Linked DNA regions of Mus musculus: region 2 is linked to region 1. The links are chromatin loops, found by intact Hi-C in ENCODE. Cell type or tissue: left cerebral cortex. All regions are shown on one strand. Links, peaks and the distances in the headings refer to the core of each region. The heading gives the core; the rest is flanking DNA. Region 1 has its middle 190 kb from the start of Gm24070. Region 2 has its middle 45 kb from the start of Gm24070.

Evidence for each region. Peaks named below come from ENCODE experiments on the same cell type or tissue, not always from the same donor. Only the 100,000 strongest peaks of a DNase experiment are listed, where the experiment ranks them.
Region 2: a loop joins it to region 1, with 8 times the contacts of the local background. A loop is called at or near these places in 3 of 42 quality-filtered maps.

Annotation. Positions count from the first base shown.
Region 1 is chr12:77,995,852-78,004,191 of GRCm38, forward strand. No RefSeq gene overlaps it. Among named protein-coding and RNA genes, the nearest start is that of Gm24070, 190 kb to the left of the region's middle. In left cerebral cortex, for the core only: a CTCF peak has its summit at 2,916 (motif pointing right); DNase peaks (open chromatin) are centred at 2,289, 4,761, 6,158 and 7,381.
Region 2 is chr12:77,855,884-77,864,223 of GRCm38, forward strand. No RefSeq gene overlaps it. Among named protein-coding and RNA genes, the nearest start is that of Gm24070, 45 kb to the left of the region's middle. In left cerebral cortex, for the core only: no CTCF peak of the experiment used is centred there; DNase peaks (open chromatin) are centred at 1,626, 1,880, 4,591, 4,828 and 1 more place.

The DNA.
Region 1 (8,340 bases), core at 332-8,331:
CTTTCCAATTTCTAAAGTTAGATCCATAAACTGAACTCATACTTTTGGGGGCCTATAAAACTTGCTCACATTGGTAGAAGAGCAAATTCACCTCATTCTACAAATGCTGTCTCTTCTACAATTTCACCAACATAGAAGACAGCCTGTGCTCTGTAAAGAAATTATAGCAATTAGGGTTGGTATCTGTCCTACCAACTGTTTCCTTAGAATCTTGAAATCTTTCCCATCTGTTGTACAGAGGATGGGTGTTTTCCAAACCAACTTCTGAATGAACACATGAACTGAGGAAGCCATGGAAATGTATGGCCAGGGGATGCAGTGACCAGGGATTTCAACCTGCTGCTGAGCCCAGACCTCCACTAAAATTCATCAGGGTTGTGGTGCCAAAGCCACTCTTCCCACAAGCCACTCCTGGGAAATGATTAATCATGCCATAGCTCACCCTAAACATGTCCCATCCACGGTTTTTCAAGACAAAGACCAAATGTTCAAGACACCCAGCATTCTCTGTCTAAGGAGTTCTGAGATTTTTTTTTCCTGTACCATTGACTCAAGTCTGAAGGAAAACCCTGGAAGCAGAAACTCCTTTCTGCCCTCCAAACGTTCAACTCCTACAAGCAAGGAATTACTGTCCCATTCAACTCTAAATGCAACCGAACCCTGGGGGTTGGCACAAACATTCCTAAAACTTAATCACTGTCACATCTTCAGATAACTTTGATTATTCAAGCAAGGAATTGCTTTTTTTTTTTTTAAGTGGCCTAAGAGTTGGCCAAGAAGAACAAGTCCTTTTCAATAACAAAGATACAAATTACAAGATAAGCTTTCTTGTAAATTTTTAATTCTTCATTTCTCCTATCATTTCCCTACTATTCTGAATCTTGATTTCACCTAAAAACAATTACAAAGTAGGACAATCCAGACCTTTATGTAGCCAGTCAAAATATCTACTGACTGCATATTACATTTCAACTCTAAAGTATTAGTCCTTTGGAGACTGTCTTAGTTAGGGTTTACTGCTTTGAACAGACACCATGACAAGGCAACTCTTATAAAGACAACATTTAATTGGGGCTGGCTTACAGGTTTAGAGGTCCAGTCCATTATCATCAAGGCAGGAAGTGTGGCAGTATTGAGGTAGACATGGGGCTGGAGGAGCTGAGAGTTCCTCTTATTCTAAAGGCAGTTATCAGAAGACTGACTTCCAGGCAGCTAGGATGAGGGTCTTAAAGCCAATGCCTACAGTGACACACCTACTCCAAGGCTACACCTCCTAACAGTGCCACTCCTTGGGCCAAGCATATATAAACCATCACAGAGACTATGATAACAACTGATACGATTTCTACCATCATTAGAATTGTAAATTTTGGAGGTAAATAGTCAATAGTAAAACAATCCCCCAAACAATATCCAAATATATGTTAGGAAATGTGCTATGAAGGGCAGGATGCCATGAAGTACCCCAGATGAAGTAACAGATTGGGCTGAGTTCTGAAGCATGAGTAACAATTAACTAGGCAGAGACAGTTACTTTAACTGGAGCAGGATAGGGATACCTGCTCCATGCAGGTGGATCAGCATTTGGAAGAGAGAAAGAACCACAGGGAATCCCAATAGCAGGGAAGATGGCCAAGAGAGCTGAGCCCCAAGTGTGAGGAGAAGGGCAGTGAGATGAGACTCATGCCAGACCTTGAGGATTGTCTTAATCCACTCACTCAGAGCCTTGTGTTCTCAGCATCCCTCCATGCATGCATCCCACCAGGCTCTGCATTATTTACCCCATACATCTTGAAATCCTTTCTCAACCCTCTTTCCTCCTCAGGAGAACATACAGGCTTTCTTCCTGAGCTTAGTTAGCTTCAGCACCACTGTCCTCAAATTCCTCTTCCTTCATGCTGTCACCTCTGTCTCTTTGACTCTGCTGCCTTTTCATGCAAGAGTCTTGATGCTTTATTCCCCCTTCTTCAAGTTTATCCTCAGATCCTTTCTCTGATGATGTGTAACTACCTCCCAAGGATGGTGCCCATCCAAAGGGAAGACAAAGTCTCTCTGATTTTATCTAACAACATGAAATCCACAATAGTGTTCTGCAGGGATTTATTTGTAGGAGACATTTGTAGCTTGATATTCCTGAAGCTTTTAAAGCCTGTTAGGAAAGCACTTACCATTTTTAGAAAATGAAACTTGTCTAGCTTCCAGTAGGAATACAAACTAGAAACCATCATCACAGTTTCACTCAGCAGACTGGTGAAGTAGGGTGATTTTTACCCCCAGGAAGCTGAAAGTAATGTCTGGAGATATTTTGGGTTTTGCACGAGAATGGAATGGTGACTAAGAAACAGAACCCAAGAGTGCCAACAGCATCTGAAACATCTACAGTGCACAAGATAACCCAAATCATAGAGACATATCCAGCCCCAAATGCTCTTAGTGCAAAGGTTGATAAACCTCTCAAGATGTGGAAATGACAACTCAAGGTCTACACTGTTCATCACTGATTAATGCTATTCAATGACTACCACCTCCACAATGCATTCAAATAATTGCGGCATGTATTTGTAGATATTTTTGTTGATTACAGGTTCATTCTTCTCGTCTCTGTAATTTAAGTATTTAAAGCCTTCAAGGAAATGAACCATCCTCACTATATACTTAGTAACCCAATAAAATCTGGTTTACAATTGGATATGATGTTCTATATTGATAGAGACTATCTAGCAAAAAGTTCTAAATTTCTTACATTATTTTGTATTACTGCAATAGAATATCTAAGGCCTATAGATAAAAGGATTTATTTCTTAAAGCTTTGGAAACTGAGAAGTCCAAGATAAGGGGCTACATCTAATATGGAGTGTTTTTGTTTTGTTTTTAAGATTTATTTATTTATTTTATGTAGGTGGGTATACTGTCATCTTCAGATACACCAGAAGAGGGCACCAGATCCCATTACAGATGGTTGTAAGCCACCATGTGGCTGCTGGGAATTGAACTCAGGACCTCTGGAAGAGCAGCCAGTGCTCTTATCCACTGAGCCATCTCTCCAGCCCATAGGGGGAGTTCTTACTGTGTTGTATCACATGACAAGGCCATAGAAGCATGTAACCTTGGGTTTCTCTTTTTATATCTTGAGGCCCCCACCCTCATAACTTCATCTAGTCCTAATTACTTCCCAAGGCCTCACCTCCAAAAACATGAATCAGGAGATTAAGTTTCTGCCACATAAACTTTTAGGGGAAATTTCTAAACCATAGCAGTCTCCCCTTTGCTGCCAGGGACCCCAAGCTGCTCCATGGAAGGCAAGGTGGAGGTGCTGTATAGTTAAGATAGATTTGAACTTGCAGAAGTGACAACAACCCCAAATCCTAGTTTCTCTAAAGCTTCAAGATTTTCTCACTCAACGTCTTAACTATAGACCAGCAGGTGTTCTGCTCCTCTTTAGTCGCTCAGAGGCCCAGACTGATCAATACTCTGCTGTGTCATGCTGAAGCTTCAGAAGTCATCTCAACAGAGAGGAGACAGTAGAGATGTAGACCTCAGCTCGGAACTATTACAAGTTGTTTCTTCTCAAGGTTTGTAGGCTAAAATATTCATATAGCCATAGCCAGACCAGACCAGATAGAAGACTGAGCAAGCAGACTATTAGCTAAGTTTAATTTTTAGCCCGAGCAGGTAATATCCAGGCAAGTAATTTCTCCAAGTCATCATTTCTCCCATTTTTGAGGCAGCAAAAAGAATAATTATTCCTTATACAGTGGCTGTGATGCATCAAACTAAATGTTTTACAATTCGTGATCTACAGCAGACTTCAGACCTATGGTATAAGTAGGCACAGTTAACAAAAAAATGTTGTTGTGATTACAATGATAGTAATGACTATATTGTTCTTAGTTTACAAAGTATGTGTGACTCCATCCAATCATAAGACAAGGTGGGCTCAACTAGAATCTTCTCCCTGACTTTTCTTCCCACCTGTGTCAATACAATGATTTGTCAAATTTTATTTTGTATCCTTGAGAGTAGTGTTTAATCTTTATTAATTCATCTAAAAATCAATTTTGAATACCATGTTTTAATCAATATATGGGTAGATACGAGACTTAAATAGAAAGATAAATGAGACCATAGCCACCTTCTTCCAAGAGTTCACAGCCTGAGACTGTGGGAATCCAGAAGAACTTAGGAATGGTACCCAGCAGTTTGAGGAATCACACACACACACACACACACACAAAACCTTTGTGAATAAATGTATAAAAGTTAACTGTAGTTTAAATGGATGTTGTCAAGGAAGTAAGTGGTCTGATGAGGAAAAATAGTCCAGCAAAAGGAAGACCATTTGTAAAGATTCAGAATGAATGTGTAATTGTGTAATTTAGTAAGGTCAGAATATTGAACAAAAAGAAGGGCAGGAACTAGGAGTAGAGGCAGTCTTCTATACCATAAAGTATAAGCAGGATAGCAACATGATCAAATCTGCTTTTGAAATAATCTATTAAGTGTGTATATTAATCTGCTAATGCCACTATAACAAAATAACCAAGTACTAAGTAATTTAAACGATAGAAATTTATTTTTCACAGTTCTGTGGCTTTACTTCCAAATTCAAAAAGGTGACAGGGAGTACAGCTACTCTCTCCTTAGACTGTAGGTTGCTTTATCTTCCTTGTCTCCTCACATGGCCATATGGTCTTCCTTCTGTGTACACACCCTTATGGTATCGACTCTACTTCTTATAAGAGCATTAGTCACACTGGAGAGGGCCCCACCCTTATGACTTCATTTAACTGTAGTTATCTCCTTAGTGGGTATCTCTAGACTTAGCTTCGCTGGGTGTGAGAACTTTAGTAGGAAAGGACAATTAAGTCTAACACTGGCCAAGCTTGCTAGCAGGAAACAGAGAGAGGAGAAAGCTGCCACAATCCAGGCAAATCATTCATTGACTTGTAATAATTTAATGGACATAAGGATGAAGAAAAGGGAGGTATCTGAAAAATAAAAAGTCAGTAGGCATAGGTATGTCGCTTAAAACCTAGGTTGGGAATACAAAATGAGAGAGCTATCAGCTTGGATGGAGTTAGCTAAGGACATGAAAATAGATTTGGTCACCCGAGTAAACTCAGTAGAGTGACAAGAAGAGGTGGCCAAAAGCCAAGCCTCAGAAAACACCATTTACAAAGTGGACAGAAAGAGAATGGCCAAAAAAGCACTTGAGAAAAGAGCTTAAAAGCAAACTAAAAACTCAAGATCATTTGAGGTCACAAGAAAGACAGTGAAAGGACCCTGCTCAGTAGGGTCAAATGCCAGCAAATCGTTAATAATGTACATTTTACAATAGGTTAAGGACCCAGAGACTGAATGACCTCTCTGGGGACAGGTGTGGCACAGAAAAGACTGACTCTGTGATGGTGCTGTGTGACAAGGGGACATGAGGGACAGAGGAAACTAAAGTCCTCGTGACTCGGTTGACTGAGGAAGATACATAAAGGAAAAAACGTTGAGGCAGATAAGCAGGTTAAAGATGTGCTTTTGTTCTGGTGAGAAGCTGAAGTACGCCTTTATGCTGAGAGGCACATGCCAGTCAAGAGGTAGATTGCAACTCTATCAGAGTATAGGAGAGTGGTGGCCTAGGAAGCATTGGGAGTCCTGACTACTTAAAGCCCGGTACAGTCTGTCTGATGTAGAGAACTTAGGCTGTGCAAAAGTTAAAGCACACAGGATGCTGAGGTTCCCGCTTCTCCCACCTCTGTCCTAAAATCTTCAAGGCATCTTCTACGTTCTTAGACGGCTTTTCACACATCTTCCGATCTATTAGGGCAAACACATTATTTTTCTGGGTCAGGTTATTGTTACCTAGATATCTGAGATTTATCAAAGTCCCCAGCACCTAACAGTTCAATAAACACTTGACAAATAAGTCAACCTGAGGCAGTGTCTTATCCCGCTTAGTGCATATCTTCCTGTGGAGACCAGAGAATGGACCACGTGGTAGTCAGGTATAAAGAAAAGGCAGGCTCACTTGCACGGAAGCTCTCTAGGAAAGATTCATTATTCATTCCACAAACATTTACTGAGCGTATGGCGCTGCCTTCAGCCACGGAACAGATGGCCCAAGGCAACCGACACACGAAGCCTCCTCCAAGCTGGAGGATTCCCTACTCCCCACAAATGACAAATCAGTAGCTGTTGCATGCATCCATCTGCTGCGATCTGGAGCCCAGATATTCTCTCCGCCTCTCCAGCATGGAGAAGCAGATCACTACCAATTTTCCTTTCTGTCAACAGGAGTTGAGGAATAGAGTGTGCCGAATTGACATAAGCAGCTCCAATTGCCTTCAGAATTTGGCCTGAAGCCCAATTATATTTTTCTAGTTTGTGCCACAGTACATGAAAAGTACAATTTGTCTCATTTCTTTCCCTTACTTTTAAAAATATTCAAAAAAAAAAAAACTTGGCTGAGTGAAACCAACCAAGCATGTTCTTCAGGAATAACTTTGAGCACAATCATAGCTATGTTATTATGATATATACTCTAAGGCAGATTCAGTTGAAAGAATGTGGATATATTATTTTAAAATTATATGCACATGAATAAAGTATACTGCATACAAATAATTTTAAAATATTGTTGCTAGGTTGAGGATAACTCAAGGTTATAAATACATTCATGTGCACAGGCATGATTATGGTCTTACACACACACACATACACACACATACAGAAAGAGAGGGGGGAAGAGAGAAGGAGAGAGAAATTCATTCATTCACCAATGCAATGTTTTGTAAAAGAATTATTTTCTAAGCTTGTTGTTTGAAATTTGGACTATATATTTTCAAGAATAATGTATGCATATAAGTGGCTTGTCAAGGAATCTCAAAAGGCCGACTTCACCAACAGTTCAGACAAACTAGGTAAAATTGGTCCGGTTTCCATGGGCAGGAGATGTAGTGGTTCCTGCCTGAAATTTCAGCACCAGACTGCCTGAGGCAGGAGGAACACCATGGTTTTGAGGATAGCCTGAGTTAATGATGAGTCCAGGACAACTTGGACGAGAGAAAAGACCCTGTCCCTGGCAGGGTCTCATGCTTAGACACAACACCATGTTCTAATTGCATTCACACCTTGCCTATAGCTTAGTACATATGACTAACTATAAACAGACCCACACCCGTGGTTCGTCTTCAAGAGAACCTAGGAGGGAATACACTGGTAAGATACAGATAAAGCGAGTTTAGACCATTCAGTTGTCTTCTTGGAACAGAAAATAGAAAACATTTTTTCAAACTGATTTAATCACTAGCATCTAAAATGAGAAACAGAGTAGATGCCGTGGATGTATGCAGACTTCAGTTTTCCTCTTCTGTGAACACAGCCCAACACCATGTGACTATTTCTGGCCAACAAACCATGAGTACAAATATATCCTTAAGGCTGAGGCAGGCAGGGGAAAGCTACAAGGTGTGAGCACCCAGTCTCTCTGTTTCTTGGTGTTTAGTTTGCTAGGGTTGCTATAATCTTAATTATAGCATAGTACCATAATCTTAATTGTAGGAAACAACATCAGCTCAGGATTCCCAAGATCAAGTTTTCAGCACAAAGGAGATTTATTTGCTTCAGAGGAAGCAGGGGGCAATCAGGGAGAAAGGCAAGGCCTGCCAGAGCCATGTTTGCCATGCCAGGACTGGCTAGAGTCCCTCATTATGGCTTAAATAACAGAAAGTTTCTATCTCACAGGTAAGAAACTTGAGAGTAGGGTGCTTCTGGCCAACGGACTATGTTCCCTTTATAATCACAAAGGAAAGACATACTCCAGGACTTTGTGTTGGCTTCTGAGAGTACAATGTCTGTGGCAATGTAATTCCAACCTTCACATGGCAAGTTTCTCTGTGTGCCTCTCTGCATCGAGAGTGCTGCCTTCTTGTATGGGGTCAGCCATATTAGATCAGAGTTCTGCTATGGTTAGAAATGGTTTCAGTAAATTCCTCACATTTCCTATAGTAGAATTTAGTCTTCATTGAGAGATACTGTGGTGGTTTGAATAAGCTTGGCCCATGGGAAGTGGCACTGTTAGGAAGTGTGGCCTTGTTGGAATAGGTGTGAACTTGTTGAAGGAAGTAAGTCACTGTGTAGGCAGGCTTTGTGCTTTGAGGTCCTATGTTCAGGCTCCAGCCAGTGCAGAAGAGATCTTCCTCCTAGCTGCTCATGATACTGTCTTACCTGGCTACCTTCAGATCAAAATGTAGAACTCTCTCAGCTCCTTTTCCAGCACCGTCCCTGCCTAGATGCTGCTATGGCTGCCATGATGATAATGGACTGAACCTTTGAAGCTGTAAGCTAGAC
Region 2 (8,340 bases), core at 229-8,228, 140 kb before region 1:
CAAACCACTCTCGCCTCAGGCCTCTCCCACAAAGTTTATGGAGTGCTAGATGTTGCTGCGCATAACATCCCTGGTGAGCATGTAATCAGCTCTCCTTCTGGCGAGTACTTAGCAGCCACTGGAGCAGAAGGCAAATCCAGATACAAATTGACATGCCGGCGAATTACGGCTCCTGGCTTTGCAGAAGGCGCAGTGCTCTCTGCAGTCCAAGCTCTTGCTCATGGGATCCAGAAGGCCGTGAAAGCGGCGGCAGAGGAAATAGGCTTCTAAATGAAATGAGGTCTGATGTCTTCCTAATTTTGGTAACTTTGCTTTGTTAAGCCTTGGTTTCTTTATTTGTAAAACGGGGCTGTTAACTCCAGGATCCTCGGAGGGTACTGTGATATTGGCAAGTGTTGTAACTGTCAGGAACAGACACAGAGGTACCCATTGGATTCTCTCCTGCAGTTATCCAATGTCTCCTGCATTGCAGTCACCTGAAGCCCCACTGAATTAGGAGGCTATATTTCTAGGTTAACTCACACTGGGATGCTCAGAGTCTTCACTATGTGGGCCTCTCTGCTGGGTTACAGCAATGCATTTGGATCTTTCTGAAGCAGGTCACTCTGTCTCTTATGACCTCACTTTCAATCATATATTGTTCCTACCATCTCATTCCATCCATCAGGAGCAAGTCACTGTGACCATCTACACTTGTAGAAAGGACGGCTGGGGACCACCTTTGAAGGCTGGTCTGCCCAGGTTTCAATTCCAGTAATTTCCATTTCATTTTGTCTGACTCCCCATTTTAAATCTCCTTCCATAGCTCAGTGGCCACCAAGGCTAAAATCCCACACTCTACACATTTCCCACTGTTACATTCTCTTCAGACCAGCTTGGTGCACGTGGTCCTTCTCCTTATAGTACACTCGACTGTCTTGTCACCTATGGCTAAGTGTTCTCTGGTTCTACACAGTGATGCCAGAAGCAGAAGGCAGCGGGTTCCAGGGAGGCAAGATCATCCCGAGTGCAGGATCAAAGCAGCAGTGGGATTAGGTGCTAAGGAGTACCCAGCACGTGCTGTTGAGATCCTTGGATTCACACACACACACACACACACACACACACACACACACACACACACACGATTTTTTAGAAACTTCAGCTGTGCTATCAACTGTGAAAAAAAAAATATCCCAGTATATCATGCTGGGTTGGCATAGTACAGAAATTAACAGCCATATTGGTCTAGAAATGTTAAACTTAAATTCTTCCATTTGTAAAGGGGTAATGAACTGTATTAAATGTGTGAAATCTTATCTATGTGCGTCTGATTATAGAAATTAATAATGTATTCTCTAAATAATTGAGGGTGGAAAAGGATCCCTCAAAGGCCCTGGAGCAACTGGAGCAAGTAGCTCAGCCAGAGGCCAGACAAAGTCAGGGACTAGACAAAGCTGGGAATGGGGGATGAGTGGGTAGCAGGCACAGGCTACTAGCAACAAGGACAGCCTGGGAGGCAGAGCTACCTGTGGGCCACGTTCCAGCTGCTTGCATATTCTTCTGCCCTCGAGAGAGCCAACCCCCAAACACCACCCTAAAGCGCCAGCCAAGATCATCTTGGAGTGTGAATGCTAAGCACAGACAGTCCTAGTTTCTTGGCAGAGACAGTTCCCCTAACACAAGCTGCCCTCAACCCCTTTTCCAGTAAGCAAGCTTTCCTGGCTCATTATAATGCTGGCATTGCCATCCACAAGATGAAAGTTGCCTACAACAAAAATAAACATAAAACGGTTATGATATACACATCTCTGAGGACCAAAGTGTCCATCATCACAGATGGCTTATTCATCTCTGTGTAATGAAATCAAGATCATAATTGTATATTTCCAGCCTGTTCACTCTCCCTGCTTGCTAAAGAGGGGTCTGGCTTTGTCTGTCTGATCAGCTTCTGCCTGCTCTTGCCCTCTGCCCTTCTGTAGTTAGAATCTAGAGAAGAGCACGAGGGATCTGAACATGGTTGAAAGACAGATGAGCTTGGTGTTTGAATAGCTAAGAGTAGTGAGCGAGTATTTATAACATGTGAGAAAAATGAATGGAAGAGTAAAGGATTCTAAAAAGAGAAATGTTTTCTGAGACTACGATTCCTTTTTAAACTGACCAAGAATAGCAAGTTAAAAAAAATACGGTTATTTGGAAATTTCTTTTTAGTTGATGGACTTTTTTGATGGTATTGGATCATTGGGGTCTCTGCTTTAGTGAGCATCATTAGTATCCACAGTGTCTAGAACAGGACACTGGGTAGTGTGGTCAAATAAATAGCACATACCCATGAAATTCCCAAGACACTCCCTGCAAAGCTGAAATATAGCAGCAATGAGATTAGACAATGCACAGAGCTATGTGAGGCCAAGTGCCCTGTGAGCAGTTAGCACTTGCTGCGCCTTCTGAATTCTTTGTGATGCCACCCATGGCCTCTTCTCCTAGTTCAGACTCCATATAACCTTCTTCCATTCCTTCTTCTTCCTCAAGTACCTGTGGTTCCCATCCTAATCAGAGATCTAGTAAACCACTGGGTACCACTCGTCTTACTGCCTAATGGTTTCTCTTTCTTTGTCTTCACATGCCACTATCTCAGACCAGGACCTTATCCAAAAGAAAATTAGTTTTAATTTTGAGGGAAATCAAATACAGTTCTGAGAACAACCAACATTGTTCTAATTGAAAACAAAACTGAAGGCCTTTTTCTGTTACTTTATGCATCCTTCTCCTCATGCAGAACCAGGGATATTTTTCTGACTCAGGCAGGCATTGACCCTGAGGGACACATGCATGCACAACCCCTGTCGTGTGAGCATGCGTGCTCATGCACACATGCACATGCATACACCAGCATCCTGAGTGTGTCAAAAGGAAAACCTTTTGTTGGTAATATTTTGATCTTGAGTCTATATTAAAACAATCTGTTGTCATAAGAGAACTTTGGGTATCATCATCAATCCCTTTTCTTCAAAATTCTAGAAACAGTGATGTCAAAATGCATTATTTTTTCTGGAACGAGGCAGGAGGTACTCTATGGATTTGCACTGAGTTAGAAATCAGAACAACCCCAGCAAGCAGGCAGCTCACAGAGCTGCCAAACTAAGGCGTCATCAGTGAGACACAAAGTCCCAGTCCACCCTACTGCTTCACTGATGGCAACAAAACAGGAAGCTCGTGGCTTCATACGGTAAATCCCAGCAGGACAAGGTAATTCTAGGCCTGCATTCGGGGCCTGGTAGCAGGACCCTGTGGAATATGAAACATTCAATGCACCTGTTATTTTTAATGTCATTTCACACAGGGAGGTGGAGAGATCCTTAAAGGAAGACCAGGACCTAATCTTGATAGTATTAAAACAATTATAGATTAATTATTTTCAATAGAGTTCAAAACCATTGACTGAGCACCAAAGAGCAAACATGCTTTCTTATATATTGTCTCATATACGGTTTTTGGTACGTTTTAATTTTAGTGTCTTTACCAAAAATAGGAATCTGTTTGCTGAGAAAACAGAGGGGGTTTGAGATCACTCTTGTCCATTCCTCTTCTCTGGGAGAACTATAAGATGATATCTCACATATGTCCTCTGAGGTGGGCTTTTAGGAATAAATGAAGCAAACTTTAATAATTGTTGAATCTAATTTAGATGCTATGTGACCTTTCCTTTTCCTATTTCCCCTAAGTTTGGAGGTTTTCAAAAGTTCCTATGAAACGATAAAACCATCCTTCCTTGGGACAGGCAGACTCTCAACCCCTCTCACAAGTTCTTTCTCTTCCCACGGAGCCATTAGGGCACTGCTAGTGAGGCTGCCATGATAAGCTCTGGAAGCCCTGGAGCAGCCACAGGACATTACACATTTCGTCTGAAGAGATCTCTCCCCAGGGTATGCATTCACTCCTGGCGCAGTCTGATTTGCCTGGGTGATGTATGCAGTTGTGATTCAGGCCTACCAGTCATCTAGAGAGGCAATCCTTCTTCAGAGGACAGCCGAGGGCATGTGAGATGCAGCCTGTGACAGGTACGATGACAGGAAGATTCATCTGCCAGATGGAGAAATGTTTCGTAATGTTTTTCAGCTTCAGGACGGGATCCAGACTCAGCAACAAAGCTTCTCAAAGTCTGAGCCTGCAGCAGAGGGGATTTGTCCACTCTCTGCAAACTGGCAGCCAGACCTGTAGGTTCAGCAGAGCCACAGGTTGAGGCCCAGCAAGGCATTCACCACTCTTGGGACAAGATCCTATAACAATGTGCTGTATGCAAATAGACATGAGAAAACATCAATGCTGCAAAATTGCTGAGGGAAATAAGCTGGACTTACAGTATTTTATAACATTTTAGATGTCAGATAGAGTGTTAGATTTACATTCTGATATCGAACAAAGCCACTGACAGCTTGTGACTATGGGTAATATTTAATAACCAGCCTGCTTTCTTTTGTCGCTGGTGAAAGATAGGTATAAACTTGTAGAAACACTATACAGAAATTACCAAGACAGACTTAGGAAACAGTAAGTTCTCAGTGCTCTAAGAGCCACCCACGGGAGAAAATACGTGTGGGCTGTAGAAATTACAAAAGGAAAAAAAACTCTTTAAAGTGGAGAAATTACAAAAATAGTTGGAAACTAATGGAAAGCTAAGAGAACCGTCTGGACAATGCCGGTTTCTCTTAGGTAGATGTTGATCTCTCTGAACTTGCCCCTCATTTTACAAGACATTAAATTATTTAAGTCAAATCAAAGTCTCCTGAATATTCAACAATCTCATTTCACTAGTTTGAAAGGCTCTTAGCAATGACACACACCACCCCTGCAGAGCTGGGGCAGAGGCAACTCCATGTAGACCTCCACCCCCACGCACATATAAAGAAGCAGACAACATGGTGGCTTAAAGCGTTACTAAAAAACAAACCATTTCCCTAAATTATGCTTCTTCTGTTCCCTCAACTCTGTTAAAACATTACAGCTCATTAGTGTTGTGGGGTTTCAGGACCCCAAGTCTATAATTCTCGGTTAGTGCTGTCCCATATGCCATAGCAGGAAGACACGATTAAACCAATCCTACTTAAATCCGTGCCAGCTCAGAGACTTTGGGCCCAAACCAGAGATGCAGCTTCAACGTGGATGTTTAACATCTGCCTGATTTACGACCTCCTTGCTTTATGAAGAGAGCTGGTGAAAGCTGTGGGGGAGCGTTTCGATGCCACTAACACTCATTTGCAGCAGTAAATTGTGACAGCATTGTAAGAGCAAATGTATCAGTCGGTCAGAACCTATTCTGACGCAAGGCCATCAGCAGGCTGGGAAAATCACTACATACACAGGATGCAAAAGGCTAGCTTCAAGTAGCGTTTAGGGCATATTTCTAAGTAGTCAGAAAATTAGGAATATAGACATTAAGAGTCCCACAGCTATACTAATTGGGCCACATGATTATCTAACCATCAGGTTGTATATGACTTAGACCAGGACTGGCGGGTGTCACAATTAGACTCCAAAGTCTATCAGCCATCTGCAGTGTGGAATTGTCAACCCTAATGGTCTGATTATACTTCCTGTTTGTACTATGACTTTTTTTTTTTCAGATTAAACATTTTCTCCTAACTTGTTAAATGGCGTTAAAGTCAGTTGTGATCCTTCTCCTCTTCCCCCCCCCCCCCAGCCCCCTGCTCTTTCCTCTAGTTACTTTCTTTAGGAATCCTCCCTATAAAACAGTTTTAATTACTCTTTGACAATTTTATACCTGTCTGTGATTTATTTTGATCATATCAACCCCTCCATTACCCACTCTTCTCCCACTCCAACCCCCTCTAGAACCCTTGTTTGTCCCAACAATTCATATTTTGCTTTTGTAAGCAATCTACTGGGATGGATCAGAGTTGGACCTAGGTGGGAGTTTATTTACTTAAGCCAGGGTGAGTTACCAGTGACAATACCACTGAAGAAAAATGACACTCCCTTCACCAGGAGCCATTACCTGTCAATAGCTCCTTACCTCAGGGTGGGCGCCTTAGATGAGCCCATCCCATTCACAATGAAACACTGAGGATCTCAGTCGCATGTAAGTCATAGAGCCTTTGGTTTTGGCACCTCTGATAACTGATGGGCAAACTGAACTTTCTAAATTATCATTGTCTGTATAACCACCATGTAGAAGCCATTGGCAGATGTTTCTGCCTACTAAACACAGCCACAGCACATCTGACGGCTAATCTGCTGCATGGTCTCCTGGGGAACTTTCAGGGCCCACCAGTTGTAACTGACTTGCTTTTTTGTCCTCCTCACTTGGAATTACATTCTCCAGCAGTGGAGACAGTGCTGGGGCATAATATGTACACATTAAATATTTGCTGAATGACTGAATGAATGGACCTACCCTCCTGTGCTAGCTGGCAATATGAACTATTTTGGAAGTTCATCTGGAAAGTAATTCAGCAGTATCAATATTCATTAAAATACTCATAATCTTTGACCTTAAAATAATAATTCTGAGACTGTATTCTGGGGTGATCATTCAGTGGGGAAATGATATATATGAGGTATTACCTGTAATAATGAAATGTCAAGTGAGTTTAAAGTAATAATAAAAGAATAGTTAAAGTAAATACTTCCAAATGAATACTACCAAGTCAACAAAAATTATAAGGATTGGCCCTTGGCATGGAACATTCTTATGACCTATTTTACTATTCAAAAGTATTGAAAATTAAAAATAATACCTACTTTACATAGTAATGATAATTTTTAAAGTACTCAGTGTTGGGTGTGGTAGCATACACCAGTAATCTTAGCACGTGGGAGTTCAAGGCCTGACTAAACTATGTGATGAGTTCTGTGTTCATCTGCCTATGGTGTGGGACCTTCTCTTAAAATATAAAAAATACTCAGAAAGGAAAGCTGTCATTGTGGGAACACATCCCTTTCTTTTCTTTTCCTGTGATATATCACAAACTCACAAAGAAGTGCTGGGATTACAAGCATGAAACATCATATCTGGTCTTTGAATAACATATTTTGAAGATAATAACCAAAAGGATTTGCTTATGTGTTAGACGTGGGATGCAGGAGAAAGTGAGATGGAGATGATGTGTAGGCAGCTGGAAGTACAAGTCTGGAGCTCATAGGGACGGAAAGCACTGTTGTATTACCTAACACATACAATGGTAGATTTCCTATGGGATGAACAGAGGTGGGACTTTGCTCTGAAGCTAGTGATAGTTAGAGATCTGGAGGAGGCAGGGCCTAGGCAAAAACATCTGAAAAAAGAACCTAGAAGAGCAGTGTCCCAGAGGCCAAGGAAGAAAGGGCTATAACAGGCCAGGAGTGAGTGAAGTGTCAAACCCTGTTAGGAGGTCAAATGAGAGGAGCTGGGCTAAGGCTTAACATTGGGTCTCTGGTGATCTACAGAAGGCTGGAGTGGGAAGATAAAGGCCTGTTAGGGTGATCTCCAGAGGAAATGAAACAGAAGTCAGGACAGTGAGTATAGATTTTTTTTTCCCAGTAGTTGAATTGCAAAGAAAGGCAGGGAATAGAGGTTATAATGAAAAGGAAAATTGGGGTTAAGAGAGGGTAATATGTTTAAGCTGGGCACTGCTGTAGTATGTGCCTGATGTTGAGGGGGATCACCTAGCAGAGAATGGGAATTTCTTCTAGAGCAAAACCTGGGAATAGGTTCAGGGTCATGGGGACCTGGGGCACGGAGGTGGGGTCAGAGTACATGATCATAAAGTTTAAGCAAGAAGATGCATCAGGAGAGGCAGCGTATGTCCTATAGAGACAGTAGTGATAATCAGTAACACATAGACATTTACAAAGACAAATACCTTCATCACCTCACTGATGTCTCAGAGCGGTAGGGCTTACTTTGGTGAAGAAAAGAAAGGAGATAATACCTCAGAGGGACAGTCTTGCCTTGGACATCCATCAGGAGAGTCAGAGTTGGAAGTCAAGTCTCTGAGAATGGTCTCAGAGAAAAATGTTGAGTGGTATGTGATGCTTGCTCAGAACATCTAGAGATGACCAGAGTAAGCCAAACCTGCTAAGAAAAAAATCAGAACTAGAATGTGTTGCTTTGTATACAGCAGAGGCACAAGACAAGTGTATGAAGTGGGCTTGGGGTTCTCAGAAAGAATAGATAAAATTAGAAAAAAATTCTGATATAGACAAGACTTTCTACCCAATCTTTTGAAACTACTTGTATTGTACTAGTGCCCAGAGAGTCCATGAACTAAGATAGACTATTAGTGGAGTGCAACATAGTGGCAGGGTGCTCCCTTTGGGACTCATGGGCCAATGTCTCCTGATGAGAGGGGTAGCTCTATA